Linked DNA regions of Homo sapiens: region 1 is linked to region 2. A link is a loop called in an ENCODE intact Hi-C map of the cell type or tissue named here. Cell type or tissue: GM12878. All regions are shown on one strand. Each heading gives the region's core, and the rest is flanking DNA. Links, peaks and the distances in the headings are about the cores only. Region 1 overlaps BNC2 (basonuclin zinc finger protein 2). Region 2 overlaps BNC2 (basonuclin zinc finger protein 2).

Region 1 (15,965 bases), core at 4,477-12,476, 53 kb after region 2:
TGAAGCTAGCAGCCATTCAATAAGATAAGAAGTATGTGAAGTACAATGATTTTTCAAAACCACTTACTTTGTAGAATAAAACAATTAAAAATCTGTACGAAAAGGGTCTAAATGGAAACCTGTTATTTCACTAATTTTCAGTCCTGCCCTGGATATTTCAAAATTTTTAATGCTAATTTGAAGTAATTTTACAAGTTAAAAAAGAAGGCTTATTCTTTTATTTTGGGAGAAAGCCAAGTGAGCCTTAAATTACAAGGCTAATTGTTTCGAGAACTCTGGGTCTCTTGCCTCAACTCCCTTTAGAATTCCAAATTACAAGCATCAAGTGGTCAGCTTTTAGGAGCTCTGGATCCTAGACTACTATTTGAATTTCCAATAGATTAACATTTAACACACGTCTTTAGGGATTGTTTTTATGAAACTCTTTCCACGATTACTTTAAGAGTTCTAAAAGTTGTTAGCGATGAGATTTTTATTGGAGCAATTTCTGGGGTCAGATTTTAAAGTTTTCATTATTTATAAACAGAATATTTTTACCACTCCTATCTCAAATGTCCAGGCCATAACCTCTGAATTTATGAGGGTGGTGGCTCTTCATTTTTGCTAATACGACCAATAATTTTCAATTATACCACACTTCATAATAAGCACACTATACCCAATATAATGATATGTCATTTCAATGTACCTAGCCCATGCACTTCCACAGGTTTAATGGGATTTTGCGTATTTAGAATTTCATCATAAAGGGGCCCTTTGGAATCATTATCACATCAATCCTTTCCCATTGTAAGACTCAGCTCTCTTACCAGGCAAAAGCATCAGGGCTCAAGGCAAAGACTTAGTCTACTCTTAGATTGTAAGCTAGATCCTAATAAAAGCCTTAACACTTGGGGAGAACATTAATATAGGGCAATGATGACACATTAAAACTTTTTAGTGAATCAGGAGATCGTGAAGGCAGGCAACAATTGTGATTAAGAGAAAAATTTCTTATGACGTGAAGTAATATTTAGATCTGCACATTTTATTCACTACTTCTGGGGGAAAGAACTATGTAACTGGGAGCAAGTTAAGTACAAAATAACTCATGTTCCATTTAAGTCACAACTTTCTAACTGTAACTGTCAAGGTTGAATTAATTAGGATATTTAATACCAAGGCTTGCTTCTAGAGTTTTTTTTTTTTTTTTAAAGAGAAGAAGAAAACGAATGGTATTTAGCTAAAAGAGTTGATCCCCAAGTGTGGTGATAAAAACTGTCAACCCTTATGTACAAAGGGTTTTTTTTTTTTTCTTCAACAAATAGTGTGTCAGTGTTTTTTAAAATGAATAAACTCCACTGAACCTCTACAAATCCTCATTACATTACTATACCTTATATACATTATGTGAATGGCCCTTGATTTTTTTTCTCATCTCTTAATACATGAGGGATAATGTATAAATACTCTCATGGTTTATTATGAATGTAATTCCAAACTGTAGGGAGGGAAGAGGGACAAAAGTAGTTCCAGTTAAGCCCCACTGTCCTACGGATTTTAATCAACCTCAGTTGACATGTAGCTTTCAGGGTATGTGGATATACATACACATATAAACACCCACAATTAGTCCAGGGTAGACACTGAGCTCCACTCGAGACTATACAGCCAATATTTCAAACTGAATGGCATTTCCCCCTGTGGCCTTACGCATAATAAAGTCCTCAAAACAGACTTTGAAAAGCATTAAAGTCTGACTGAGGCACACATAAAAGTATTTCACCACTCGGTTGTTCAGAAGCTCTCTCTCCTGGCTAGTAGATTAAACAGGTCCTTGGTTATACTTATTCTCCCGCTTCTTCTTTCTTACATGGCCCACTTTTGGGGGCATGCCTTTGCTCTTTTGCAGCAACTCCACATGAAGGTGGTAACAGGCAAAGAGAAAATTTTATCTGCAAATTTGACAGTAGATCTAAGAAGAGATTTAGTAACTGAATCTACTTGCTGAAACCAGGTTTGGGAATTATTATTATTGCCACTGCTGTTCTATCCAATCTCCAGTTGCCTCAGCCAGCTTAAAGTTGGCTACACAAACCCTGCTTTATCCAGTTTATGTACCAATGGATTTAATACACAGTACACTGACTATAAAACATATCTCATTTTAAAAGTAACTATTGAGATTTGCTACCTGAATTAACTATGTACATCCTTTTATTAAACAAAAATACGAATTCTTCTGTAAGAAAATAATCACCCTACCCCCCAGTTATTCACTTTAAAGACTTAATTTTCTTAAAGGAACATATATCTATATAAGAATTTCATTAAGCAAAAAGTGCAAAGGCAAGGCATATTTACTATTTGATAAAATATATGCTTTAAACTATCACATGTGAAAAAATATTTCAAAATTGAGAGTCGTGGTATAAAAAGCCAGCATCTGGTAGGGAAATATCTAAAAGAAAGAAATTATTATACTCAGTCTTGAAAAAGAAAAATGAATGTCACCTTTGTGTCACAAGTAATTTTTCCTCCTTCCCCCAGTAATTCAGGCTGAAATCTCACTCTAAATCTATAATCAATCTGTTTTCCCCACTGTAATCCCTTAAAATCTCTAGGCTATCACACACACTTTTGGCACTGACGTGTGTTTTCTTCTGGACTGCTGGATTTGCTTAATGCATATATCAAGTATCAAACTGCTTTGTATCAGTAACCGGTGGGATAAAAAGACCCTATGTAAAGATTTCCTCATAAAAACGGGTTAAGAGGGCAGTCCTAGGGCTTAGGAAAAGTCTAACCTAACGAAATCTTAAATGCACAAGTAGAAAATGTTAAGAACTAAAGCAGTATCTGCCGATTTTTCCACTAATGTGATCAACATATCATTGAGCAGATAGGGAAACCTAAAGTTACCATCCCATTCTCTATTAGTGGGCTGTTTGACATGTATGAGTTATCAACAAGGCAAAAACTCTTTTGGGATTTAGACCATTGGCAAAACGAAAGTATTTTATACCATCACACATATTTAATGGAGCGCAAACTTTCAGAAAAGAAGTGACATCTGAAATAATGTGAATAAAGAAACAGAGGGGATATATTGGTTAGTGCTTTGAATTCTGTTTACTAATTTGATCATGATAGTAACCCTAATTTCTAATTAGAAAATTTCTAATTAGATAAGTTCAATTAATCAGTACCAACGGGCACAATCAAAAGAGTCAATACAAATTGTAAAATGTAGCAATTTTTCCTTGAGATATTTTACTGTATTTAAAAACCAGTAAAAGAAAACACTTGCCAAATTCATTTAGTCTCTGACTGAGGCACACATATGTGATCTCCTAATTTACAGCTTGCACATACAGATGTTCACACTTAGTAAAAGGGCTTCTTAATAGCTTTTTTTAATTAAAAGTGTGTTGATAATAGGTGTTTTAAATATATCCAAACAACACAGCTGAACTGACAAATGCCTGTCTTCATGCCTCACCATGTCTCACATTGTAGCAAGATTTTGTAAGAGAGAAAAGGTTATATGATTCATTCACATATATATAGGATAAATGTTATCCCCCAAGAACTCCAAATGAAATCTTTCATTAATTTTTCCTTCTATGATCTGTTTCCAAGTAGAAAATGTTAGATAGCTACTCGGTTTATGTAGCCGAAAGCAGAACCACACAGCCGTTGCTTGCTGCCTGCAGTTTTTTTCCTTTGCAAAACTTTGAACCCCATCCAGCTTTGACACACTGCCTCTTCAGTTAATAACTATCAAGTTTCCCCTTGTCTCCTGTCTACTTTTCTTTGAGGCAATTGCGCACTCAGCACCCCGAGATAATAACACACATCTATAAGATAAAAGCAATGGCATTAATGTAATTGTCTGCCTCTCTCTCTTTAGCCTAATCTTTTTTTTCCTTCAGTTTTGACTGCCTGTGTGACACCTGTTTTTGTCTCCTCTGATCCTACGACAGGTTTTCCGCTGACAAGGTTTTTGCCTGACACAGATTCTGCAGACAAGAACATAATAAAATATGAAGAACTGCTTGTCAGAGTTTCTGCCAATGCTCACATGAAATATAGAAAAAAAAATGACTTTTTTTTTAAGGGGCCTTGTGATGGTCGCTTTTGGCATGTCAGAAAAAACACCTCCCTAGCCAAGTTCTCCAAGCCAAACAGGTGTTTTCTTTTATGTTAGAGGTTGATTTGTTTTTTAATTTTTACTGATAGTGGAAAACACGATTAGCCAAAAGGAGGCGGGTGGGTAATGTCTTACCCTCAGATTTTTGCAGGCAAAGGAATATAAAAAAACTGGAAAGCCGAAGGTATTTCACTCAAGATCTTATCTTCTGAATAAAACAAAAACACCAACATCTGTTAATGATTAAACAAATTTAACTTCTCTAAAATTTACTTCCTGGATGTTTGGGCTGCTAAAACCTCCCACTTACCTTTCACTTATTTTGTTGTCTGAAGACAGAGGGAAACAGCAAAGGTGAAAATAGAATGAGAACTGGAAAAGAAAAACGCACAAATGGGCATAAAGACAAGGTGTTTGTGGGCTGTGCTTATACCTTAAAATGGGAAGAGGCTGCTGGAAAAGCAAATGGCAATTAGGAATCTGAGTGAGACTTTTCCATAAGCTTAGAGTTTCAATAAACCTTTGTTCCATGCACCACATGAGATGCTGCAGTATGTTCCAGCACACAAAGGTGAAGTGCCCTTCCTGAGCTTTTCAAGTTAGTGGAAGGATCAGTATTACCCAGAAACCTCTGGTCTCAGCAAAGTGTATTGAGAAAATAAAGAAGGGAGCACTTAATTGCTCCGGGGGTGGGGAGTGGTGGTGCAGAGGGGAGTAAAGGGGTGGGAATCCCACTTTCTTGATGAACAAGGCACAGGAAAAACTGGCCAGGATCAATAGTGCAGCAAGCGTCAAAGTACGAAAAACTGGGAAAGAGTTTACAGTGGTGACTCAAGGGACAAGAGCCTGGATTTAGGGTGTTAGGATTATCACACCAATTCTAACTACTCTGCCACCAAACCACTTTAACCTAGGCTTTAGCTCTCCAAATATATTCTCTCATACCTAGAGCCTACGATTACCACGTCTAATGGAAATATAATTTATGGCCGGGCACGGAGGCTCACAGCTGTAATCTCAGTGCTTTGGGAGCCAGTGCGGGAAGATCATTTGCATCTAGGAGCTTGAGACCAGCCTGGGCAACAAGACGAAACCCTATCTCTACAAAAAATACAAAAATTAGCTGGGCGTGGTAGCGCACACCTGTGGTCCCAGCTACTCAGGAGGCTGAGGTGGGAGGATTGCTTGAACCCAGGAAGGGGAAGTTGCAATGAGATGACATTGCACCATTGCATCTGGGTGACAGAGCAAGACCCTGTCTCAAAAAAAAAAAAAAAACAGAAAAAGAAAAAGAAAGAAATATAATTCAAGCCAAGATACAGAATTTTAATTTTTCTAGTTTCAAGTAAAATAGTAAAAAAGTGATGTTTAAAAACGTATTTGACATGATAAATCAAAAATATATGGAAGAACAACTCTTAATGACTATTTTACATTCTTTTTTTAAATAAGATGACAGCTCCAAAATTTGGTGTACACTTTATACCTACATCACATCTCAATTTGGACTAGCCACATTTCAAGTGTTCAAAGCCATAACAGTGGCTTCCTTATTGGACAGCCAGGTGTAGAGTTGCCTTTACATTTCTTGGCGAGTAGAATCTAAGGCCCAAGACTGTCCTTTCAATTAGATGGGTTTGCATTTAAATTTGTAGCGTCACTTGACTGTACAGAAGGCAAAGAGGCCCATGAGGTCAAAGTGGGGATCTCCCTGGGTACCAGGGAGCAGCTGAACGAAGAGAGGAATCTCACTACTGGGCCTTTTAACAAATACTGGTTACAAGTCTATCCAGTTGTGGTAATACTTAAAGTAATACTTAAAGCACTTCTTATACAATTCTTTGGGTATATGCGAACTAATAACAAATTAATTCAAGAACCTTTTGAAGATATATAAACATCTACAAAGGCAAAACCTGGTAAGAAATGGGATGTATAAACAACATTTTAGGGCTCCCAGAATACAATTCAGAGTTATCTTTGAAATACTGTACTTATCCAGCAATTTCACACTTCAGTAAAGAGGGGAGAGGAGTTAGAAGTCACCATTTATGACATAATAGAGAAGGAAGAGTGGTTGAAAGGATCAACATGATATTGCTGAGGCATATGGGGTCCTTACGACCCAGCCGAATCTCCTAGTTTATCCTGAGTAAAAGGAGAGGAGTTGAGTGTGTTTCATTTATAAACCCTTCAATTTGTGTTCTGCTTAACCTGGTGAACTCCAGTTAATTAAGATGCTCCTATAAACAATTAAGCTTCCTGTAGGATCGTTAGCAAGATATAAAAATTTATGATGTAATAAAATGCAATAAAATGATAAAGTGGCGAGCCCATCGAAGCACTTCACATGCAAAAAGACAGGTGTGAAAATAGGTAAAAGTAGCCTTAATCCTACCTAAAATTCACCTACTTATAGCTTTTGGATTTTTAGCAGGTAAATATTACTATAATTTATTTTAACTGGCGCAATTCTCAAAATGACTTTTGGTGTAAAATATTCCTTACTGTGTTCAAATAAGGGCTCAAATGACATTTTAGGGGAAATGGAAGGTATGGAACTATACTGGATTTGCTTGGGAAAACAATTTCACCTACGGAACACTTGGTCCAACAGCCAAAAGAACTGGTGACCTGACCTCTGCAACTGCATACTGAAGAAAACCTTCCCTGGAAGGAGAAATAGTTTCATCCCAACACATTCCACATTCGTACCTTAAGGGAGACACTAGATATTATCATTAATATTGATGTTTAATATTATTTTATTGACTTAGCAATAACAATACTAGCTCCTAAAATTGTTGTGCCAGAATATTGGGCTAACCCTACTCTTTCATGTAATCCTCTCTCAAAATGAATCTGTGTTATTTAGATGCATTGCTATTATTATCCGAATTTCTCGATGAAATAACTGAGTCTTAGAGAAGGCATTACTAACAAAAGGCAGAGAAGGGATTTGACCACTGGCCTGGCCACACCCAACTTTTAATCACTCTACTTTGCTAAAACATGTCTATCATGTCCACAGTGTTGAAGTCTTACTTTTATAGGAAGTTAGTGATAACAGCAACTAACACTTATTAAGTGTATACTATGTATGAGGCATCTGGATTATCTCATTTAATCTTAGAAGAACACTATGAGCTAGGAGCTATCATCACTCACATTTCACAGATGACAGAACAGAGAGATTATACAACTTGGCAAGATTCTACCTACAGTAGGTGACAGAGCCGCGACGTGAATGTAAACAGTCTCATTCAAGAACAACATTCTTACCTATTTTGTATATTGCCTCCCATTCATTCACCCGAAGCGGGATACAGCTCTGTGTGTTTCATTCTCAACACCCTCCCACGAAACTCCTTACCAGCAGACCAGCAGTGACTACACTGGAGGCCAGGTCTTGCCAGCCTCACTTTATGTTCCATCTGAATAAAACATAGCTAGGAAAAAAAGAAAATCTGGGGAGCTAATAGGCAGACAGCCCAGGACTTTGAAGGGGAGGCACTGTTTGCGCTGGGTTTAAAGAAAATTTAAGGAGTGCAAAGCACCATCCAAAAAGTGTGCAGGCTGAGAAACAAATCAAAAGCTGCTCAGAGACACAATAAGAAAATACTTAGTGCCATTAATCAAGCACCAAACCTTTGCATTTATGAGGATGTCTTCCCTTTAGAGCTTATCAGCAGTGATCAGCAAGTAAAGGAGAGAGGCAGAAGAGGGCACTGTGCCCTCAGGTCAAGCCCAAAAAAGCCTCCTGTGCCAGGCAGGAAAATGGCCTTGCTTTTGCTCTCTAAAACGAAGAAAAAAGTCCAAGGACTTTGCTCATGGAGAGACCAGAATCCAGCTGCCTCACCAAAACTAGGAGGCAGCTAAAAGCTGTTTTCCCTGAGCAAAAGAGAATTTTGCAGCTAGGCAAAGCCGGGTTTCAGCATTTACAATCTGGAAAAACTAAGTCCACTAGAAAGACAAATTCTTTAAGCAGATACTGCACCAGCTTCCGCTTTTTCCAAACGAGTGCACCAAGGGAAGAAGACGATAGTGTTTCTATCCTTGTGTTTCTGAACAAAGCCCTAGAAACATTTCCCCTAAGGATCTGGTTCTTACTTTGCCACTGCTAAGCATGTACTTCCCTTCCCCTGAGGACTCAAATTAGTGCCTGTGCTACTGTTCACCAAACCCTAAACACCCCTCTGGAAAAAAATTTCTACGAAAGAAAATGTTGTTTTCGTTGGGATAGTCTCCAAGCCAGAGCTTGCTGGGAACATTATCTCCCTTTGTCAGACGAAACTTAGTTGTTTTTTAGTCTCCTCTCTTTATCTTGACACATTTACAAATTATCATATGGACACTGTTGTGGAGTCACTCAGAATGAGCATGATATCACAGAAATGTCATGCTTTATTCTTATGATAAAGGAATTTCTATGCGGAGTGGGAAGGAGAGAAGACTAGGGAAGAAAAGAGATTGGCAAGGAAAAGACTGGACTACTTTAGTTATGCTAGGTTTTGGACTCAAGTCAGGGAGAATATTAGAGAGTTACCAGTTGGGAACAAACCACTTTCACAGATATTTAGACAATTTATAAGAACATAGACTGGGACAAATAATAAAGACATGTGAACTTTCATAGGACAAAATGAAAAATTACTTGTTTTGATCTGCCTTGCTTGTAAGTCCTTACAAACTACCATGCCTCCAACGAACTTGAGGAATTTGTAAATAAAATACTGAGATCTCATGATTCTAAATGTAGGACTGATATAATCAACAGCTTTTTTTGTTGTTGTTGTTGAGATGGAGTCTCGCTCTGTCGCCATGCTGGAGTGCAATGGCACAATCTCGGCTCACTGCAACCTCCACCTCCTGGGTTTAAGCGATTCTCATGCTTCAGCCTCCCGAGTAGCTGGGATTACAGGTACGCACCACCACACCCAGCTAATTTTTGTATTTTTAGTAGAGACGGGGTTTCACCATGTTGGCCAGGATGGTCTCAATCTCCTGACCTCCTGATCCACCTGCCTCGGCCTCCCAAAGTGCTGGGATTACAGGCGTGAGCCACCGCGCCTGGCCCAAAACCTTTTTGATTATAGGATGCTTATGACCAATAGCCCTGATTTAGGATTTATGCAAATTGAGTCTGAATAGGATTTTCTTTTAGGTATGGGCTTGCCAGATTTAGCAAATAAACATAAAGGACTCTCACCTAAATTTGCATGGTAATATTTATATTTAAAATCATTTATTGTTTATTGATATTCAGATTCAATCAAAAATTCTATATTTTCTATTTGGGTGAAGGTCTCTATAAATACCCCTGGTCTGATAAGACATATCAAGTACAAGCTGAAAATTCAAATTCAACCATGCTGAGAAAAAAAAAAGAAAAATTATATCCAGTGAATACAAAAAAAAAGGTTTGAAATTAATGGGTTATATGCATATTAAGTCTTACAGTACATTAAACCATAAAGCTGGTTGGTATATGATACTAAATTAACTTTATACTTCTCATCATTTCCGTGGAAGAACTGAAGGCTACCTGGCACAATCCTTCATGTATGAGATAGGTTTAATAAATATCTACTGACTGATGATCTGGATGATGTAGACCAGGTCTGCTTACTTTACATTAAAAAAAAATCAGGAGTTTGGAGAAAATATAGGCAGGAAAAAAGCTGGCTTAATTAGTAAATAATTAAAGTAATAATGTAAAACTATCTTTTCCTCGAATGAAATGCATGCAGTAAAAGGAAATCACATTTACAGAACATAATAAAAGAAAGGTCTCAAAATTCCAGTGCAACAAGCATTCTTGCAGGCAGACCTCAGCCAAAGGAAATAACACTGGTATTAATTCAGATCTCTTGAAAGTGAATGAAGATTCTAGTATTCATGCAGCTTGTTGGAATGGTATATCCTTTCATTTAAAGTCAAAGAAAAAAAAAGAAAATAATTTGCACAGAGAAAGCTGCTGTGGGTGCGTTAAGCTATAAAATGTATTTTTTATTCATCAAGTCTCATATTCTTGCCAAATGCTCACCTCACATACCTAGGAAACAGTGGAATTAAAAAAAAATTTTTTTTTGTTTTTTTCCAAAAAAGAGATGGTCTTAACAAATGAGCTTCATCAGAAGAAAAAGTTACTGATCTAGTTTAAAAAAAAATTCTAAATGAATTACCTCTGTAAAATCTGCCCACCTCTTTTATCAAATACACAAATCAAATATCATGGGATAAAAACAATTTTCCAGTTGTACTGGATTATCATTAAATATTTCCTAAAACGCCTTAGAATTCAGTTTGTTTTCTTTCTTATTTTTACTATTTTATTTACCTTCATCTTAATGGTTTAGAAATAAAGTCCTCATCTAAACTATGGACATTAAAACTAACTTGCAAATATTAAACAATAAAAATGGTTTCGTGCAGCAGTCCTCAACCTTTACATCATGCCTCCTGTTTTTTTTCACGAAGACAGCAAACTCCTATTGGTAATGCTTCCTGTTAGAAGCAGGTATTCTTCAAGGGAGAATAGTAAGTAGGACTCACTCCCACCTGCACCCAATGCTGAGTGTATTCTAGTTGTACCAGCTAATTTTTAACATTCTGTAAAATATTTGGCTGAAGTCTGAATTCTGTGAATGGCCAAATTGCTACTCTAGTGTGGAGGCAAAGGGTAAAAAGAAAAAAAAAAATTACATCACCAGAAAAGGAGCCCATTACTGCTCTTATCCTGATATCTTAATCTTATTTTGCCACTTTCGAACCAAAAAGAGCTCTAAAAAACTTTTGTTGTTATTGTTTTTCAAGCCATACTCAGATTGTTTTAGGTGAATGAAGGAAACGCACTGAGAAGATAAAGCAAACAAGGGAAAGTAAAAAATATAGTATTTATAGTATTTCAGTGAAGTAGTGGCAGTAAACTGGAGTCCTTTTACAGAGACTTGACAGAATTAGAAATTCTGAGCCATTTCTGGCCCATCAACTAAATTATTACAGACTAGGTATGGCCATCTTTTACCAAGAGAAAAAAAAATGTTTAAGTAAATTCAATAAGCCCTGCTTTCTATTATCAGAGTGAAAGAGCTAAGATTCCTTAATGTGGGCAGGGTGGTGGTAAGGTAGGAAATCCTTTATTAATTTAGTGGGAAATACCTACTGGTATTCAGAACTGCTCTGAGATTCCTTCCTCCCTTAACTCAATAGTGCTAAGGATTTTAAGAAAATACTCTGTGAAAAGTAACACAGCCCACTAAGTATTAATAATTTCAAAACCCAGGTGTTGCAGTATAATGAATTAATCACTCTTTAATTTATTATTTTTTTTTTATTTTTGAGACAGAGTCTTGCTCTGTCACCCAGATTGGAATGTGGTGGCATGATCTCAGCTCACTGCAGCCTTGACCTCTTAGGCTCAATCAAACCTCCCACCCCAGCCTTCAAAGTAGTTGGGACCGAGAGCACACGCAAACACACCGGACTAATTTTTGTACTTTTTGTAGAGACAAGATTTTGCCATGTTGCCCAGGTTGGTCTTGAACTCCTGGGCTCAAGCGATCCACCTGTCTCAACCTCGCAAAGTGCTGGGAATACAGGCTGTCAGACACACCACACCCAGCTTTTAATTTTTTAGAAACACATTTCTAAAGATTTTTGTAAAGTAGTTAACGTCAACAACTTACGCAGCTTTAGTAAGCAATCTGTAAGTCAACAGAGAGAATGTGCGTGTGTTTCTGTGTGTGTACATATACAGAGACACACATATGTGCATATATATGGTAGATAATGACCCATGAAATCCAACATCTTAGGAATGAACTGAAAATGCTGTTAACAAGGATAATTTATTCAAGAAAGGAGGTCAACAAATTTCTAAAAATCTGTTTTAGAGAGAATACATGATTTTGGCATTTGGTTATTTTTTAGCAGCAGATATTAAAAATTTTTTTATTGACATAATGACAGGTAGAATGCATTCAGTGCTACCATGAAACCATTCTGGGCAATGTATCTTGGTAGTTTTGTTGCTGTTCCATGCATTTCAGAGGAAAATTACACACTAGAAAACCCAAGTCACTTCCTCATTGCCCCACACCCAGGACACTGCACAGTATAAGGCAGCCGGAAAGAATGCTGTGTTTCACCTCTGAGCAGAAGTCATTGGAGACACGATTTCAGGGTTTCTGTGCAGAGAGAGGGAATGAAGCAATTAGTTGTAATGCTAGGGGCAAAAAGAGTGGGTGCTGTCATCCCACTGCCAACTCCAAGGCTAGAGGCCAACCCCTCACTGCTGTATTTGGCCTCATGAATGGGGAGAGTGTGGGATTCACATGCTTGGGTGTATGCATTTTGAGCTGTATACAGATATCTCCCTGTTGTGGGAAAAAAGAGGTCAAGGTGATAATTGTAAAGGAAAGAATTAGAATACATTTTGCTAAGGTCTGAGAAACACCAAAATTAATATCCTAGAAACATAGAATTTTTAATGGTACAGTAGAAAAAGCACAGTCTGGTGTAACAAAAACATCTTATTCAAGTTGGGTGAAAAATGACATTCTTCAGAAAGTCCTCGAAACAATCACTGGCCAGGAATAATTTATGTTGTTCAAGAAGGAAAAAACATTGCTTTTTCCTTTACATTACTAATGTAATATGCACATGGACATTAAATAGATAAAACAAACTGGTGACACAGTTAACTTTTATACTCCAAGGCTACCATAGTAGATAGATAATGATAATACAAGATGGCTTTGGCAAAAATGAGAGCGAATAAATGAAACGCCTTTGTTCAACGACTGGCCTCCCCTTTAGTGCTCATCTACTGTCCATTTTACTTTTAATATGTATTAGTTAGAAAGGCTTCATATATTTTCTCTTTAATTTTCATAATAAGACTGTAAAGTAGGAACTATTAATCCTATTTTACAGGCAAGAAAACTGAAGTCCAGCAATATTAACATGTCATGAGGTGACAGAGCCAGGATTTGACCTCAGAACAGTCTACAACCAAACTGCCTCCAATATTCATATGGTTCTGATGAGTTTAGGATATAAGCTCTGTACCTATTACCCAGCAAAACCAATACTTCTTCAGAGAAAAAAAGGATATTTGGGAACTGTTATGGGCTTGTGTTCTCCCAAAATTACTATGTTGAAGTCATAACCCCTACTACCTCAGAATGTGACTATATTTGAATATAGGGTATTTAAAGAGGTGATTAAGTTAAAATGAGGCCCTTAGGGTGGGCCCTAATCCAATCTGACTGGTGTCCTTATTAGAGGAAATCTGGATGCACAAGAAGACACCAGTGCTGGGCACAGTGGCTCACACCTATAATCCCAGCACTCTGGGAGGCCGAGGCTGGCAGATCATGAGGTCGGGAGTTCGAGACCAGCCTGGCCAACCTGGTGAAAACCCGTCTCTACTAAAAATACAAAAATTAGCTGGGTGTGGTGGCGCATGCCTGTAATCCCAGCTACTCAGAAGGCTGAGGAAGGAGAACCGCTTGAACCCGGGAGTTGGAGGTTGCAGACACCAGGGCATGCTCCCACAGAGGAGAGACCATGTAAAGGTGACCATCTACAAATGAGGAGGAGAAGCCTCAGAATGAAACCAACCCTGCCAACACTTTGATCTTGGAATTCTAGCCTCCAGAGCTTTGAGGATATAAATTTCTGCTCTCTAAGCCACCCAGCCTGTGGCATTTTGTTATGGCAGCCCTAGCAAACTAATATATGAAGAGAGACGAAATCATTGAATGTAGTAACATAAAGAGACTGCAGAAGTAAATGCAGCTCATCTGTTGTTCAAGACTGGACTGAGACCTGTTGCTGATTTGGGCCTTGTTAATAAAGCAGGAAAGCGCTCTATCCCTGTGGGCATGAAGGACTGCAGGATTGTGGCTGCATGGTGGAAACATACCCCTTCCCGGGTATTCCTCTCAGAGTACTCTCTCTCACAGAAACATGGCTGAAATGTCCCCGCAACTCCATCACACACGCCCTCACAAGCAAGGTACATGATAAATTAAAAGCATTTCGAGGCATGGCCCAGTGTTGTTACCTCAGATGTTGCTAGAATAACATGACATTTATAAAAATACAACCCACTGGATGTTTGGCACTGCTTGGGAATGAAGAATATGTCCACTTAAGAGGCAATACCCGGGGCTGTCAAAAAATCTCAAGCCAGGATTTCTTTTTATAAACATTACCTATCTTTTTAAATTCTACAGTCTGGGAGGTGGAAAAAAAAACGTCTGCTTATTTCCAAGTCTCCTTTTACTTAAACAGAATAAACATAAACCATACACAGGAATATGCTGAACGCTCGGTCAGGGCACACTGACAGAACGGCTCTGTGCACCTGGCAAAAACCCTCAACACTCATATCCTTCGCGTGGGGTCTCCCCACCCCAGCACACACCTACACAGAGCTCACACTCTACCTACGTCGACCACCTCCAATCCCCATGCACACTGAAAGGGAGTATTTACAGGTTATATTTTCAGATACCAGCCAAATAATGTTCCCGTTCACTCTCTCGTCCACCTGAGACCATACAACATTTAACATCTAGAAGGATAAGCTCAGCCCCGAGCACATACGACAAGGGTGAGCAGTCATCGAGGAGTTCTCAAGCAAGGAGGATTTGCCAGCTTCCCTCTGAGGTCCAGGCCCTGAAAGGCCAACTGTGGTATGTTTGAGTTTCCATCAGGCCTGGTGCTTGCTGGCTGCGCCCATGCTCAGTAAGAACTTCACAGCCCAACTGTCCTATAAACATCTTGGCCTTCTGCTGAGAGCTGCTCGCCTAGCTCCTTGGAGCTGAGAATATGCTGTTTTAGAGCCGCAGGCTGAATCTTAACTAACACTTGGAGCACAGCTGACCTCTCTCTTCTCCAGGCCAGTGACTCCTCTAAACAGACACACACACACACACACACACACACACACACACACACACACGAACATGAACATAATAAGAACGGGAAGAAAAGCCCAGATTTTCCTCACCATGTGCCACCCAGCCATGTTTACACTGATCACAAGTCCTCAGGTTAATCTTCCCTGGCTGAAAACATTCACATGTGCAGTTTACCAGTGTGCAACGGATGGCCTGAAAAATAAAGGAGGAAAAAAAGGTCAGCATCTGTTCAAAGATACTATACTCTTTTCACCATTTCAATAAATATTGCCCACTTCTATTTTTAAAGATTTTATGATGGTAGGGGCCTGGAGAGTTTTAAAAATAAATTTAGATATCACCAAAATCTCTTATTAAAAAAGGTAAAGAAAACAAAAGCTCATTCACTAATACAATGTTTTAGGTCATTCACAGTAACCTTTAAATTACAAACTTAGAATAAAAATAAAGGATTACATATTCGATAAGATACCGGATTTACGACATCACAAATCCAAAAAAGAAAAAAGTATATTGCTGCTAATATATATTTCCACTTAAATTTCTCTACTTGTCAATAAAGCAAAAAATACACTGTAACAAAATAATATTCAAGTGAAATGTTTGTGAAAGTAAAATATGGCACACAAATATTATTATTAGAATATTACTTTTCTTCTGCTGAATTTCAATTAAATGTTGTGCTAAACTCTCAAATATATTTTAAAGACACTCCTGTGCTCAATAAGACCTAACATATTTCTATTATTATTTAATCACATCCCAATTCCTTGAATATTTTTTATTCTATTTTCGTTCCTGTTTTGAAAAATAAAAAACAATCCTCCTCTTATTTCAACAGTGACATAAGAAAGAAAATAAGTTTAAATTTTGGTTTCAGATCAGACATGGAACAGAAA
Region 2 (15,965 bases), core at 3,116-11,115:
ACTGAGATAAATATCACTTATGTATCATCAATGTCCAAATTACATACATAGGTACCCAGAAACCCCCCCAATACAGGGTGAGAACTCAAAGAGTCTTTATTTCTATCCCAAAGCGGGTTCTTTCTAGTACACACAGTCTAAATATACAAACAAGCACACAAAACAAACTCAGTTAAATGTGTGCTTCTTTTTTTTTCTTTTTTCATCTTAAAATCCAAAGTCATTTGAAAAATCTCTTAAGACTAATAGGAGACTAATTATTAATTTATAGTTTTATCTTAATAAAAAAGTGAATAAAAAGGTGTTTTAATCCAGATAGTTTTAAAATTTGTCGTATTAAAAGCATCTCTTATGCTTATTCCAAATGTAGTAAAATAATCAGGTGATTCTAACTCTAAATGAGGTAAACGTTAATTAGATGTTTCTGGTTTCTTTGATTGTGAGCAAAATAGCAAAAGGCTTTAAACTGGTCAGTTGCACTGTGACACAACCAATGTTTAAGAAATCACTCTGTAAACGGCATCCAGGAATGCAGCACCAACACTTGCAGTAACAATATCCAGACGAAGCCAAAAAGTTTGGATACTGCTGTGTTGTTCTAAACTGACTGAGGTTTTGAGGACTAACAACATTCCCCCATAATGATGGTGGTGTCTTTAGATTGAGATAAGATTCAAATTTATTGAGGGTTATTTACTGTTGTGTATAAGGTTCTGTGTGTTGAGGAGGGAAGTAGCCAGTTGGAGGAGGGCAACTTGGCTGGGCTCACAGCTGAGAAACCTCAGGAGCTTGCATATCCCTATAAGGTAATTTCTTTCCTTTTTTAACATAGGCAAGGTAATTAAATGTTAGTCAATCTTAACAGACTGAAAGGCAAGGATATGCTACTATATACTGAAATACTGGCATTCACTGCAATATTTGCCTTACAGTATTAAGGCTTTAGTGGTATCTCATTAAATAAATAAAGCTCTACAAAATGTTTTAGCCCAATTCTGATCATGAGTATGTGTTTTAAACAGTATTGCTTGCCAGAAAGAAGGGGCAGTGGGAGGGTAATTCCTATATGCTGTAATTTACCTGACAAATTAATTGCAAACACACACACACGTACACAAGTGCACACAAACTTAAGTAAATGTACAAACCTGACCTGGTGTCCTATGATGCAAAGCATTACATTTACAAGAGCATAAAGTTCATTAGTTTACTTCCTTCCTCCAAAGCTTAAAGGAGACAAAAAAATCATATCATTCATTTCATTTTTGAAAGGAAATATGCCTGGGGTGTTTATATAAACACAGTAAATTGTAGGTTCCATGTAACCATATACATTTTTATTTCTAAAGCAGGGTGGACAAGTCATAGGGTCCTGAGTTTTCTAAGATGATTAATATACTAGATAATTGCAGAATTCTCAGCCATACTTCAGATGTGTAAACCAATCCGAAATGGTACTTGGCACAAATATCTCATGCCAGGGTTTCTACCAAATCCCTTAAAACTTACTGGTCTCGAAGGAACACAGACTGGTTATTGGGCCTACCAGTTGCATCTTGAGAGTGAAATCTGGAAAGAAGGGACAATAGATGTGTGTATTCATTTTCTATTATATATACTTCGGTGTAGCTTGAATTATTTATAAAAATATAATAATGAAAATTAAATTTAAAAATATGGCTGAACGTGGTTGCTCATGCATGTAATCCTAGTACTTTGGGAGGCCAAGGCGGGAGGATCACTTAGCCCAGGAGTTCAAGACCAGCCTGGGCAACATAGGGAGACCCTGTCTCTATTAAACATAAAAAATACAAAATTAGCTGGGCATGGCGGTGTGCACCTGTGGTCCCAGCTACTCAGTAGGCTGAGGTGGGAGGATTGCAAAAACCCAGGAGGTCAAGGCTGTACTGAGTACTCCACTGCACTCCAGCCAGTGTAATAGGGCGAAACCATATCTTTAAAAATAATAATAATAAAATAAAAATAGAAAACATGCCTTTTAGGTATAAAGGGCAAATGCCCCCACCTTACTATTATTAATCATATTCTACTAAAGTCTCTGTTACATGAGATTTGGGATGTACAGGTGCAAAAGTCATATATATATATATTTTTTGTTGTTGTTGTTGTTGTTTGTTTGTTTTTTGTTTTTTGTTTTGTTTTTGAGACAGAGTCTTGCTGGAGTGCAGTAGCACCGTCTTGGCTCACTGCAACCTCTGTCTCCCGGGTTCACGTGATTCTCCTGCCTCAGCCTCCTGAGTAGCTGGGACTACAGGTGCCCACCACCATGCCTGGCTAATGTTTGTATTTTTGGTAGGGACAGGGTTTCATCATGTTGGTCAGGCTGGTCCCGATCTCCTGACCTCAGGCAATCCACCTGCCTCGGCCTCCCCAAGTGCAGGGATTACAGGCGTGAGCCACTGAGCCCGGCCCTAAAGTCATATTTTAATAAAACCAGAAAACAAATGTCTTTATCATATAGTTTGGTGAGTCAAACAAACAAACAAAAAGCAAGTGTGTTATCAGCATGTCTCTATGCTGAGAAGAGAAGGTGTGCTTGCCAGAATTGTCAGATTAATTTTTAGAAAGAGACAGAGGTAAGCACTGTGCTTCGTTTTCTTTTAAACAGGGATGAATGCCTCCTTTACTGGCCCTACCTTCTCAGCTGTCATTAAAATATAACCCAGTAGTGTCTAGGGACTGTGTCTCTGGGAGGTGTGACCTTCATTTGCATGATAAATCCCAGTGCATTCCATTAGCAATAGAGGGGAGGGATAGGTATGAGGGGGTGATTCTTACAGAAGAAATTTTGTCTAGAGCTGGAAAGAGGAGTAGCCCTAGTTGAATGGATCAAGGGCCAGAGACAAGGATTCTGAAAATTCTAACGTAAAGTCCCAAAAGATAGGAATTGGAGCTTTTATCTCAAATCAACCTTAGCAGATTTAGGAGATAACCTCTTCGGATGTAGAGATGTGTTCCTTTGGACAGGTAGAGACAACCCTCACTTCTGGGAGAGTTTCTCATTTTGTAGTGGCGAATGAGCCCTAGTGGCAGTGGGTGGACTTCAAAGGCAGCACACTAGTTAGACCTGGGGCTGCTGCTGATCAAGTGAAACATGAGGTTAGACGGAAAGGCTGTCCAAGGCTGCCATGCTGTTAGCAGACAATGACAACAAAAATAGCTGCTACTTGTGGAGTTCTCATTAGGTACTAAGCACTTAACTACCATTTTCTCCAGTTTTTTCTACAACCCTGTAAGGTAGACATTATCATTTCTATTTCACAGAAGAGAAAAGTGAGGTTCATGGAGGTTAAGTAATTTGCTCAAGTCATACAACTGGCAAGAGAAAGAATCAGACTTTGAAACAACACCAAAGACTGTGTTTGGCCTCCTTCCAGGTAGAACTAAAGGAGTTATGTTCCAGTGGAGGACAGATGACCATACCCACGAGACAGTCAACAGACACTGGCAGGGACCAGTGCCATAGTTCCTGGGACCAAACATGGCAAGGCCCAGAATCCAAGGACCAAATCAAATTATCTTTAAGAATCCTTCTTGAGAAACTCTAATGGGCAGATACCGACACATTTTGGCTACCATAATCTGACTTCTGCAGGATGATGTCTGCTCCCTTCTCTTCCAGCTAAATGCACACGCACAGTAGTTCCAGGAGGCCTACGAGGAAACCTTTCCCGTGCTTCTTGATGGGACTCTCAGGCAAGAGTAAAACAATCATCTCACACTGCTGAACACCAACCCGACACTTGGGCTCTTCCAGCTTGAAGCATTCTTGTCATAAGGGTCACAGAAAAGGAAACATCGAAGGTCAGTGCTTCATTATGTGAGTGATTTTGAGGGAAAGGGAGAGAAGCAAGAGAGAAAACCTTGAACAAGAAAGAAGCCAAAGATTCAAAAAGAAAAGCAGGAATGGTTAAGTACAAAATCGAGAAGGAAAGGAACTGGTGTAAGAACAATCTGAATGGAGAGCATGAGATTCCTATTCCTCTGCAATATTGCAGGTAGTTGCATGCACAGACATTTTTCACTACCTAAATCTGTCTTCTTCCTGTGTTTAGACAATGATAGCATAGATAGCAAGAGTTGGAGAGCAAGAGATAGGACATTCTCTGAACAGCACATAAGAGAGTGTAGACCAAGGGAGACTCCTTTCATCCCAGCAGCCCAATCTAAGTAATTTATCTGAATCCATATCATTCCTGAGTACAGAGAGCTCAAGTTCACACAGTAAGGAGTAACTGTACTTTGTGATTCCAGGTTCCACTGTACCTGCATAAGCTATGGGCATATATGTTGTGTTACTATAAGTTTCTTATATCAGGCCACTTGAATGACTTTATAAATAAGAAATCCTGTCTTCAGTATGGCACAAGCATAGCTTTAAAAAAATTGCAAAGAAAAACAGAAATCCAAGGCAATTTTGAAGAATTTCCTCCAAGAATGACTGACTTGGGTCTTTCTCCAGACATACTAATATTAGTATTTTACTCCAGCTTCTCATCAATTTACATGGGTTTACTTCAATCCCAAGGGAACTGTGGGGCCATCCCCACACCATGGAGCAAGATATAAGAGGAACATACATCAGACAGGAGAATCACTTAAAAAAGTGATAAAGAGACAGAATTTAGGCTTCTTAAAGATAAAGAATGGCTAGCCTGCCCTGGGAGTTTTCTAGAAAACTCAAGATATGACAGATGTGGCCGACATATTTGGAAGAGACCAGGAAAGGTCTGCCAGAGGCTGCTTTTCAAAAGAAAGGAACAAAAATAGTGGAAGCTCTATCTCCCTCTACCTCCCCTGTCTGGTGCTCCGAATGTACCCACAACCCAACTGAAATCTTAAGTTAAATTTCCACCGGAAATAAAAGGTCTAAGTGGGAATGGGGACAATGTTGCTGATTTGGCAATGTGAGCAGCAATGTCATGACACTTCAGTGCTTTATGATATAACGTGTTAGCATGGCAGTATTCGTCATATACTGGCCATAAATAGGTAAAACGTGAATGGTTTACATCATTAGAGAAGAAAATATAATTTGCGCACATATACCTATTTCCTGCAGTATGAAAAGAGTAATGTACTCTTCTGAGGGAGGGGACGGGAATTAAAGACTCACCAATAATTCTTTCTATGTGTGTGCCTTTATGGTTTTTTGACATGTATTTTACGTTTTCCTTCCAGAGATTCTTTGTAACGTGAGATTCCTTAAAAGTGCTACTTCCTACTAACAGTAGTCACCAACATTAAAACTCCATATCATGTTAAATTGGATTACTGAGTTCTAATTTTACCTTAAATGGAGCAGAGGGGGGTGTAACATTTTTTAAGCCACAGCAAGAAATCCATGGGATAGCTGCAACCGTTTTTAAATACTCATATTTTTGTATGAGTATTAGGCCTGTCTGTGACAATGTTCTTGGAAAAAATTAAAAAGCTCCCTTCCTCCAATAATATGCTCAACATCCTCTTTTGCCAGAGGCACTCACTCATTATATAAATCAAACAAGCACACAGCACTAGACAAAAAGTGACTAGTAATGCCCAGCACATTCCTCTGCTTGAGCTGAGATGATTTTGGTGCATTGCATGCAGATGTCAGGTATTTTAATAAAGAGCTCCATTGTGCAGGCCCCACTACTCCTCCTTAGCTCCCAGCACTCCCTGAAAAGGGGGGCAGGAGGAGAGGGGAAGAGCAACAGCCATTCCAGCTGGAGCTGGAACCTAGTCTGAGTCAGGAAAACCACAGCTCATAAGCAAAGAGGAAGCATAATGTTCTACAAGGACAAAACATTAGCAGAAATGTCACTCAGCCCCAGTTCCACATGTTGGCTGCCACGGCCTCTTCCTCCTAGCATGCCCGATTGATATAAATTCCATCTGCTCAGCAGCCAAGTGACAGAGAAGAAATACCGGCATCTGGTCTCCATTGCTGTCGGGTTTTTGTTCCATGTAAGACCTTAGCTAGAGACATATGAAGAGATGAAGGTGCTGGCAAGCGACTAAAAGGCTGAACTGGCAAAAGGAGACTTTCTGATGCTTTTCACACTTCTCTTTAGATTTTTTACAGGGATGGGGGAGGGTGTGACTGAGACTTGATAACCTGAACAGTGGGAGCCAAGAGGCCTGAAGGTCATTTCGTGTTTTTTAAGGTTTGAAGCTTTTTAAAAGAGTTTTAATGTTAAAAACGATAAAGCACAACACTTATTCCCCCTTTCCATCCATTTAATGCAACAGAAGGCAACTAAGTCACAGAAGAATGTTCTTCAGCTATTTTTTCCCCCTTCTCTTAAACATCCACCGATTTGGACCTGCTCCACAGGCACTTTATATTCTCCTGAGGAGCAGCTGAAAAATGCCAAAAATCAAAACCACCACTCTGTTTTAACCCCCAGCTGTCCAGAAAAGTATAAAGTCATCTATCAAGCCTAAAACCATGATGGGAAAGAAAAGCCAGTCTAAGCCTCATAAAGAAAGCTGGATGCTCCAAGAGTTCACTCCCACCAATCTCTCAGGTCATCATTTAATTATTCACTCAATCAGAAGACTGAGAACAGTGAAAATGAAACATGGAAGCAGAACTGGTGAGAGAAAACACAGGTATCGAGTTTCAGTGTCTATTCGTGTGTTTTCAAAGCGGTATCAATGAAAATGGCTCTGTTCACAAACATAACACGGAAAGGGTTTTTAAAATAAAACAACTGGCCGGACGCGGTGGCTCACACCTGTAATCCCAGCACTTTGGGAGGCCGAGGTGGGTGGATCATGAAGTCAGGAGATGGAGACCATCCTGGCTAACACGATGAAACCCTGTCTCTACTAAAAACACAAAAAATTAGCCGGGCAGGGTGGCAGGCGCCTGTGGTCCCAGCTACTTGGGAGGCTAAGGCAGGAGAATGGCATGAACCCGGGAGGCGGAGCTTGCAGTGAGCCGAGATAGCGCCACTGCACTCCAGCCTGGACGAAATAGCAAGACCCCGTCTCAAAACAAAAAAAAAAAACAAAACAAAAAAAAACAATTAATGTCAGGTCCTAACGCTGCCTTGAAAAACAACTGTGAAGGTGAATCTTGTTAAACCCTCTTCAAAGTATGACTAAAGAGAAGAAAGGTATAAACTTTCTGGAAAAAGAATACAAAAAAAGATTAAAAGAATCTTTTGGCCCAGCGCGGTGGCTCACACCTATAATCCCAACACCAGAGGCCGAGGCGGGCGGATCACCTGAGGTCAATAGTTCGAGACCAGCCTGGCCAACATGGTGAAACCCTGTCTCTACTAAAAATACAAAAAATTAGCCAGGCATGGTGGCAGACGCCTGTAATCCCAGCTACTTGGGAGGCTGAGGCAGGAGAATCGCTTGAACCCAGGAGGCAGAGATTGCAGTGAACTGAGATCGTCCAGGAGGCAGAGATTGCAGTGAGCTGAGATTGTGCTACTGCACTCCAGCCTGGACAACAATTCCATCTCAAAAAAGAATATTTTAATAACTGTTCTATTTTACAACTCTAACAGATTTTAGCTTCACCCAAAAAAACAAAACACCACCATATGAGATTATGCTGTGAAATAAGCTGCTTCTTCAATCTCCACCTTTTCCTCTTTACTACCTAATGAGCACTTGGGGTGAGAACACCATGCATGGTAAAAGAAGCGAATTATAATAAAGACAAAAAAGTTAAATAAAATGACAAGGAAACCAGTAGCAACAGAGTTGACTGTGACCCCTTTGAAACTGCTACCAGTGTTAATGACTGATGAAACTGTAATGAAGTACAGTATGAGCTACTAGTAGACACCAGATTTAACCTGAGAGTGAATGGGGCTTCAGCTCAGGTCTCTCATTTGCCTAGGTCGTTAGGAGTTTCAGAGTAAGAGAACATCCTAGGTGGTAAGGAGACGCCAGAGTGCAAACAGGCAAGATTTCTAGGTAAGCACTTCTGACAAGTTCCCTAAGGAAATTTAGAAGGAAAGGGCCCAAATCTCCTTGATTCCTGTTTCCATTTCCTGTTTTTTTTTGGGGGGTGATTTCTTATTCTAAATACACATTCAGGATTATACCTAAAAATATTAGGAGCTTAAATTAGTCTATTTGCTAAATAGGACTCTGATGTTCCTATGTATAATAATCTACTGAACATGTTTAACATACTCTGTGTAAATAAATGTCATTAAAATAACAATACAGTGGAAGAAAAAATAGATGAATGAAAAATCTTATTAATAATAAGCTCTATACAACAACATTTATTACCTTAAGAAAATAACAATCCTGGCTGAAAAATTTTATTCAGTAAGACTGAAATTCAGGCCAGATGCAGTGGCTCATGCCAGCAATCCCAGCACTTTGGGAGGCCAAGGCAGGAAGATCATTTGAGGCCAGGAGTTCAAGACCAGCCTGGGCAACATAGTTTGACCCTGTCTCTACAAAAAATACAAAAATTAGCTGGGTGTGGTGGCACCACCTGCAGTCCTAGCCACTCAGAAGGCTAAGGTGGGAGGATCACTTGAGCCTGAAAGGTCAAAGCTGCAGTGAGCTGTGATAGCGCCACTGCACTCCAGCTGGGTGACAGACAGAGACCCGGAGTGGGGGAGGGGGGGGGAAGGAGATTGAAATTCACTGAATACAATTACTACATAAAATACTAGTAGATAACATTGATAACTAGATAACATTAACTAGTTCACATTGTTTTAAGGACTTGAAGATCTTTCTAAGCCAGACTCAAGAATCAAAAGTCAATCAAAAGGTAATAAAACCACACAAAACTTAAAAAAAGAAAACCAACTACGCAACAAAAACAAATGAAAAGCAAAAGCAAAAACAAGGTAAAGAGCTGAAAACCAACTATGAACAACTATTCACAATACAGATATACTATGGGCTAATACTCTTTAGATACAAAAAGGTGCTAAAAATGAAACGGATTTACAACGCAATAGAAATATAGAAAGAACCTGAAAAGACGTTTAGAAAAAAAATGGAAACAGAAATGACTGATAATCATAAAAGGATGGTAAACCTTACTCATTAAGAGAAATGCAAATAAAAGCAATGTACTACCATTTATCCCCTATCAACAACCAGAATACCAAAGATCAAAAATATGTTTCATCACCTAGTCTACCAGTGTATGAAGGAATAGGCACACAAATTACGATACATCCATACAATGCAGCTGTTAAAAAAGAATGAGGTAGCTCTTTATGTGCTGATATGAAGTTGTTTACAAGATATATTATTAAGTGAAAAAGGAAAAGTGCAGAATAATGTGCTCACTATATTCCCCTTCACCATTTTTATCAAACACACAGAAAGATATGTTGTGTTTTACATGCACAGACTATTTCTAGAACTATACCCCAATATCACTTACTTTCAACCACAGTCCTTTATATAATTTTTTTTTGCTAAAGGCATGTATTCCTTTTTAGAATACATTTTAACTTTAAAAGTGTATTTGATACAGCACAATCAAGAGTCTATCCTTGAACTTATGACTAAATACTTTTTGTTTCTTATTTTATCATTCTATCTACTAGATACTGTATATAAGTTCCTACAGACATAACCTGTCCTGATCTTTATAAAGGTAAACTAAAATGCTTCATCCTGGGTTTTTGTTTTTGTTCTCCCTAAAATGCTAAGTTTCTTACTCTTTTTGGTCTTTTCAGATCACTGTTGTATTTAATTATATATAAAGGAACACATACATACACATATATGTATGTATATGTGGCATATGCGTACATCTGTGTGGCAAAGAATATGGTATTTTTCTGGGTATTAAAAATGTGATCATTTGCTAACTCCTTACACCCAGTGAGATAAGGATAACAAAGATCGTTTACGAGGTAAATTCCTTTCCAAATGAAAACCAAACCAACATAATACCTAACTGATTTACCTCCTTGGAGGATTTATTTTTAAAAACATAATGTGTGTCCACCAATGCTGGGATTACTTCCCAACATAGTTTAATGCTTTTTTTTTTTTTTTTTTTTTTTTTTGCCTTGTGATTCACCTTACTCTCGGCCATTTCCTGAGCCACGTCTGAAGAAATCCTGTACTGCCAAGATATATCCTCAGACAAAGAAATGTCCATTAGTCACTCACTAAAAGGGTAAAAAGCAATCGAAATGTTTTCCTATCTGAACCCCTGGTGCCAGCACAGTATACAGTAGACAATATATGCCATAATTTATTGCCTGAACTCCCCATTGATATGACCATGATATGTCAATGGAAAGTGAGTTCATAAAAAATAAATTCTCATTCTCTTCACATAAATTTATTGAGATTCTATGACACTCCCAGAACGTGGATATAGCAAACAACACTATGTACCATCCATGAAAAAACTTACAATCCAGTAGGAGAAAAAGACAAGTAAACAAGCAGTTATTGTAGAGCATAATAAGAAATAAACGAAAACTGCCATATGGGCATTTTAGTTGGTACAGTCAATGCCAAATAGAGAGAGCAGTAGCAGTTTCCTGAAAAAGTGATGGCTAGGTTGAGACCTAAATGCAGGTAGGAATTAATTTGGGGAAGTGTTGGAAGCAGCACACTTCAGGAACAGAGAGAGGAAGAGAGGAAGCAAGAGAGCACATGTCCAAACAGAGGAATGACACACTGCTAAAGGACAAGGACTGGGGGGCAGTTCACATCTTCCGCATGATAGCTACTGGCTTCTCATTCTTAAGCTTCAGAAACAGGCAGAATGCCATACCTGACAGATTCACTAACCTGATCAAACACATCAACTCTTAGTTTGCAAACATCAGAGGATGATGATGATGCCATGATAATTAGGTGCAAAGAGATAATTAGCATCAAAGAGACAGGAAAGTTTATTTGCTGTTGGTCATCTTCACCACCCATCTTATCTCCCCCAGACCCCTGTCTACCCCTGTGGCACTGTTTTGCGGTCTAAATGGGAGTCTTATCATCTATTGTTCAAAATGTAATGCCACCTTTATCAAACTGTACGAAGTGTTCAGCTGCCTGCTTGTGAAGCCCACCAACACAACTTCCTACAAGTATATGGCTGCTGGGGTGACTGAGGAGCTGAAAGAACCTGCATAAGCTTCAATAGCAGGCCAGAGCACCACTTTTCTGTGAACGACAACTGATAGGTCAAATCACTAGGGAGCGGCTAAAGAGTTATTAATGGTGACAGGTACACTACCTGGGAGACAGGTTGAGAGGCAAAAAAGATTATTTATAAGCGAATAGTTAACAGCTGTACCTACTGCTAAGCATTACACGGATGCCACAAACTGTAGAATTCAAATCCTGAGTTATTCAAGCACGAACAACTGCCTGTCACCCAAATGCAACGCATCGCTACAAATTAAGGTGGGAGAGATGAGATGCTGCAACGCTGCCTCACCCAGGAAGGCAATGTCATCCTGGAGCTCAGGTAAGAGGTGGAAAAAGGATGAGATAACCATGAGGTAAATTACGGTTCTTAACAATAATGATGAATTTGCAAGAACAGCTTTATAATTTTTCCTGAGGGCTTTAACAACAGAACAGATGCCAAATGCATCTTGTATTATCAACAGTAAAATGGACTTGGAAGTGAGGAAAGATTGAAGAGCTGTGGGGTTAGAATGACAAAATGAGAAGAAAAATCATGACAAAGAAACGATAGAGGTTTGGTCTTTACAATTTTGAATAATTATTACTTAAGATAATTGTTACTAACAAACTCCATTAATAATATATGACTTATTTTCTAAAATGACAATAGTTCTTGAATATAACTTTTTCTCTTATTTTTTCTTGTCATCTCTTTAACAGCTCTTGTTTCATGGTGGGAAAACAATAGGTATGTCACAGAAATTTTCAGTTCCTAGAGAAACGAAAATACAAAAACTTGTTGAGGATATTTATTCTCATAGATTTTCAACTCAGTATATATTGAGCTTTCAGGCTTTTCAGAACACTGAGTTGAGAGGAACAACTTCCACTGTTGATTTTCTAAATGTTAATATATGAGATGGTTTCTATAGTTATCTACTTTGTTTATGGTCCAGAGTCATGATAGAGTAGCATAAATATTCCTATCAAAGTGGCAGATGTCATATTTACCCAAAATACAATAGTTTTAGAAGTACCTACATAATGACCTGGCAATTCTACTTCTAAATATTTATTCTACAAAAACAAACATACACAGTAATAAACACATATAAGGATATTTCCTACAACAGTGTTTGAAAAGCCCAAACACTGAAAACAACCCAACTGTCTTTAAATAAGTGACTAAATAAATTATGGTATATCCACATAATGGGAAATTATATGGAGGTTCAAAAAATGGATGAGATCTCTCTATACTAACGTGGAAAGAGGCCTGTATTAGTTTCCTAGGGCTGCCACACCAAATTACTACCACCGTAGTGGCTTATAACAATGGAAACATATTCTCTCTCTGTTCCAGAGGCCAGAAGTTTGCAATTGAGGTGTGAGTAGGGCTGTGTTCCACTCAGAGGCTCTGGGAAATAATCTGTTGCATGCCTCTCTCCTAGCTTCCGGAGGCTCTGCCGCCATCTTTACCTCACCTCCTCCTTTGCATATGTCTTCTGCTCTGTATGTAATCTCCTAATATCTTACACGGATACACAGGATGGTAGTTAGGGCCTACCCACAGAGTCCGAGATTATCTCCTTATCTTAAAATCCTTGACTTAATCACATCTGCAAAAACCCTTTTTTCCAAATAAGGTACCATTCACAGGCTCCAGGGATTTGACATGGATATTTTGAGTGGAAGTGGGTAGATATTTTTTGGTCAACCACAAGATATATTTTTTAAACAGTAGGATATAAGAAAAATATACATAGAATGAATCCATTTACTAATAATCATAATTAGTGCCACAGATACATGATAATGATAACATATGGAGAAGTGTTATCTCTACAAAAAGGGGCTATGGACAGTTTTCATTTTTGCATTATACATTACTGCAATGTTTCAATTTTATATTAATTTTGTATTACTTTCATAATCAAAAACCAATAACACATATTTAAAAGGAAGCTTTGATATATTTTGACATCTTCCCAAATTTTCTTACCTAATTCTGGTCCCTGTTGTGGAAAAAGGGTTTAGTCAAAACTGCATAATAGATGATGATTACTAGTTGTTCTAGTGGAATAAAATTTTATAAATAATAAAAATATTAAGTCATAATTTTTGAGTATGCTATTCATTAAATAGACTGCTGTAGTTTCTAAGGATGAAAAGTTTCATCCTTAATCCAACCTTCTATGAATACCTGACAACTGTTCCACTAAATAAATCCCCAAACCGAAATCTATGACCTCTCCTTCAAAACTGAGGTTTTAGTTTTATTTTTTATTTATTTATGAGATGGAGTCTCACTCTGTTGTCCAGGCTGGAGAGCAGTGGCATGATCGCGGCTCACCACAACCTCTGCCTCCCAGGCTCAACCGATTCTTCTGCCTCAGCTTCTGAGTAGCTGGGATTACAGGTACGGACCACCATGCCCAGCTAATTTTTGTATTTTTAGTAGAGATGGGGTTTCACTTTCATCATGTTGGCCAGTCTGGTCTTGAACTGCTGACTTCAAGTGGTCTGCCTACTTCGGCCTCCCAAAGTGCATGAGCCACCGCACCTGGCCAAAAAAGTGAAGTGTTTTTTGTTTTTTGTTTTTTTTTTTAAAAAAGCCTTTCTAAGGTTGACTATGCACAGGCATGAACTACTGAAGCGGCATTACTGTTCACCCTGCCCTTTACGAAATTCCTCTCTTTGCAGATTTTCTCCCTGAATATAGCTTCATCTTCAAGTTTTATTATACCTGCAAAATTTAGTTAACAACAACTTCACCTTATTAACATCTTCTGGAACAAAAGTTCCAGAAATCACTGTACATTTCTCTACTCCACATTTCACCCCCTTCATGAGAATTGCTAAGCACTATGAAAGCCAATTGGGGTTCCCTGGATTTTCTCTCTCATAAAAAAACTGACAAGGCTTTTCTCTGTCTAGGAGAGAGGGCGATGATCAAGATCCACTTTTATGGAAAACATGATATTATGCTGAGAAATCTGTCAAGAGCGGGAAAAGCACTTCATAGAGGGAGAATGTAAACCATAATGCTGAGAGAAATATCTGCATTAACTTTTTGCATTTGTTCACAAAAGTTTATGAAATGCCTACTGTGTGAAAGATTGCACCACAAACCATGGTATATGTTGTAAGCTGTGTGGGCAGAACTTCTGGTGTCTGAGAATCTGACAAGAAGAGAAATGAGTTCACTAACGGCAGACTGTTGCTCTGACGCACGGCCAGCCAGCAAGCCGAGGCATGAGGAGATGCAGGGGAAGAGCATGAGCTGGACAGGTGTCATGCACAAGCAGCTCTGCAGCAGGGCTCACGGTGCCTGATAATTATGGATATTGTCAGATCTGCCAAGAGACATATTTAGCAATGAGCCGGGAGGGGGCAGGAGGAGGTAGGCATATTACGAAACTTGCCACCCACCTCCCATTGGCACTATCAGTTTCCAAGGCTCTATTAAAGATAAACAAGGATGCCTAGCCTCCCCTGAGATCAAGAGGAGATGGTGATTATGAAAATAATAACAGTTTTAAAAATTACTTAAATGTTCTAAGGGAGCCTTTATTTCTGGCAGTGTTAAACACTTGCAAGGAAGAAGGTAGAAAACAAAAACAAACTAGAAGACCACAGTAGCCTCAGTCTGAAAGGCCACTCCAGGGCTACTTAAACCAAACACTCTCTGTGAGTTCAGTGGTTAGGCTTTTCCCTCCTCTGGGTGGCATTCCAAAGGCTTCTCCTTCACATGTGCAAAAACAAGAAAGCGGCGACAAGATGCTACAGCAGATTTCTGTTTGAGACGATGTTTCTGAGGGAATAAGAAAAAAAAAAACAAAAAACCAAGCGAGAGAGGGAGAAGTTTTTCTTTCATTTAATTTTTTTTTTAAACAAAAACCTAGAGACACTGGTCTGTGAAGCCAAGTTTGTTAACGTGCAAGTATAATTTACTTTTATGTAAACATAACTTCACAGAGTTATCAGTAGGTTCCATTTTCAGTAAAAACAAACAAACAAAAAAAAAGAAGCTGCAAAATAATTATAAAACATATGGTGCAAACTCCGGCTGTGTTTATTTTATGACAGTTAACATTATTTACAGTGTGATCTGGTCAGAATTAATACTCAAAGGGTTATACACAGAATATGTCAAATTTTTCTTCTTAATCATGCACACCATTAGTTTTGTCAACCCATCTAAATGAATTTATCTAGAGATCTCCTGTATTCCCCCAAAGAAATCAATTATATTTTTTAACATATTATTTTATTCAAAATGCTTGACTAACACCACCGATAAGCTGCCAATAGTAATATAGGAAGGAGCTCACCCTCTTCTTAAATGGGGAAGTTTGACAAAATGCACTTAAAATTCTGCCATTTGTTGCATGAGATTCTTTAACTCCACACTGTTCATTTCGTTATCTCAGTTGCTAACGCATATTAAATTTTTAAAGATTTAAGTTCTTTTTTTTTTGGTAACAACACAGCTACTACTTTCTGTTAACACATAAATTATCAATATATCCTGTTGAGTAAAACTATTTAAGTAGCTTATCCTTGATACTGGAGTGGCATTAGGAAGCACTGACTATAGGATCTGCTTATTATTCAAGTGGGAGATATACAACAGCCAAGAGACATACAGAAAAAAAAAAATAAGAATAATTTTGCAATGAAAATCTTTATTTTTGTAATCTTTGTAATGAAAATATTTATTTTCCCTGTCCTTTTATTAAAAGACTCTGGTATTTTGCTCTCATTCAAGGCCTTATATTAATATAAATACCAAAATTTATGGGACCAGGTGGTGTTTAGTAATGTGAGCTGAAACAGAAAATGGCTGCTTTTCCTCCCTG

Evidence for each region. Peaks named below come from ENCODE experiments on the same cell type or tissue, not always from the same donor. Only the 100,000 strongest peaks of a DNase experiment are listed, where the experiment ranks them.
Region 1: it touches region 2 in a loop (5-fold over the local background); 3 of 110 quality-filtered maps call a loop at or near these places.

The regions. Positions count from the first base shown.
Region 1 is chr9:16,567,828-16,583,792 of GRCh38, forward strand. BNC2 (basonuclin zinc finger protein 2) reads right to left here. Exons shown (of 7, transcript NM_017637.6): 4 at 15,156-15,258. Among named protein-coding and RNA genes, the nearest start is that of BNC2-AS1, 150 kb to the right of the region's middle. In GM12878, for the core only: a CTCF peak has its summit at 7,860 (motif pointing right); no DNase peak of the experiment used is centred there.
Region 2 is chr9:16,516,469-16,532,433 of GRCh38, forward strand. The region is part of intron 5 of BNC2 (basonuclin zinc finger protein 2); the gene reads right to left. Among named protein-coding and RNA genes, the nearest start is that of BNC2-AS1, 200 kb to the right of the region's middle. RefSeq lists an enhancer at 1-10. In GM12878, for the core only: no CTCF peak of the experiment used is centred there; a DNase peak (open chromatin) is centred at 7,807.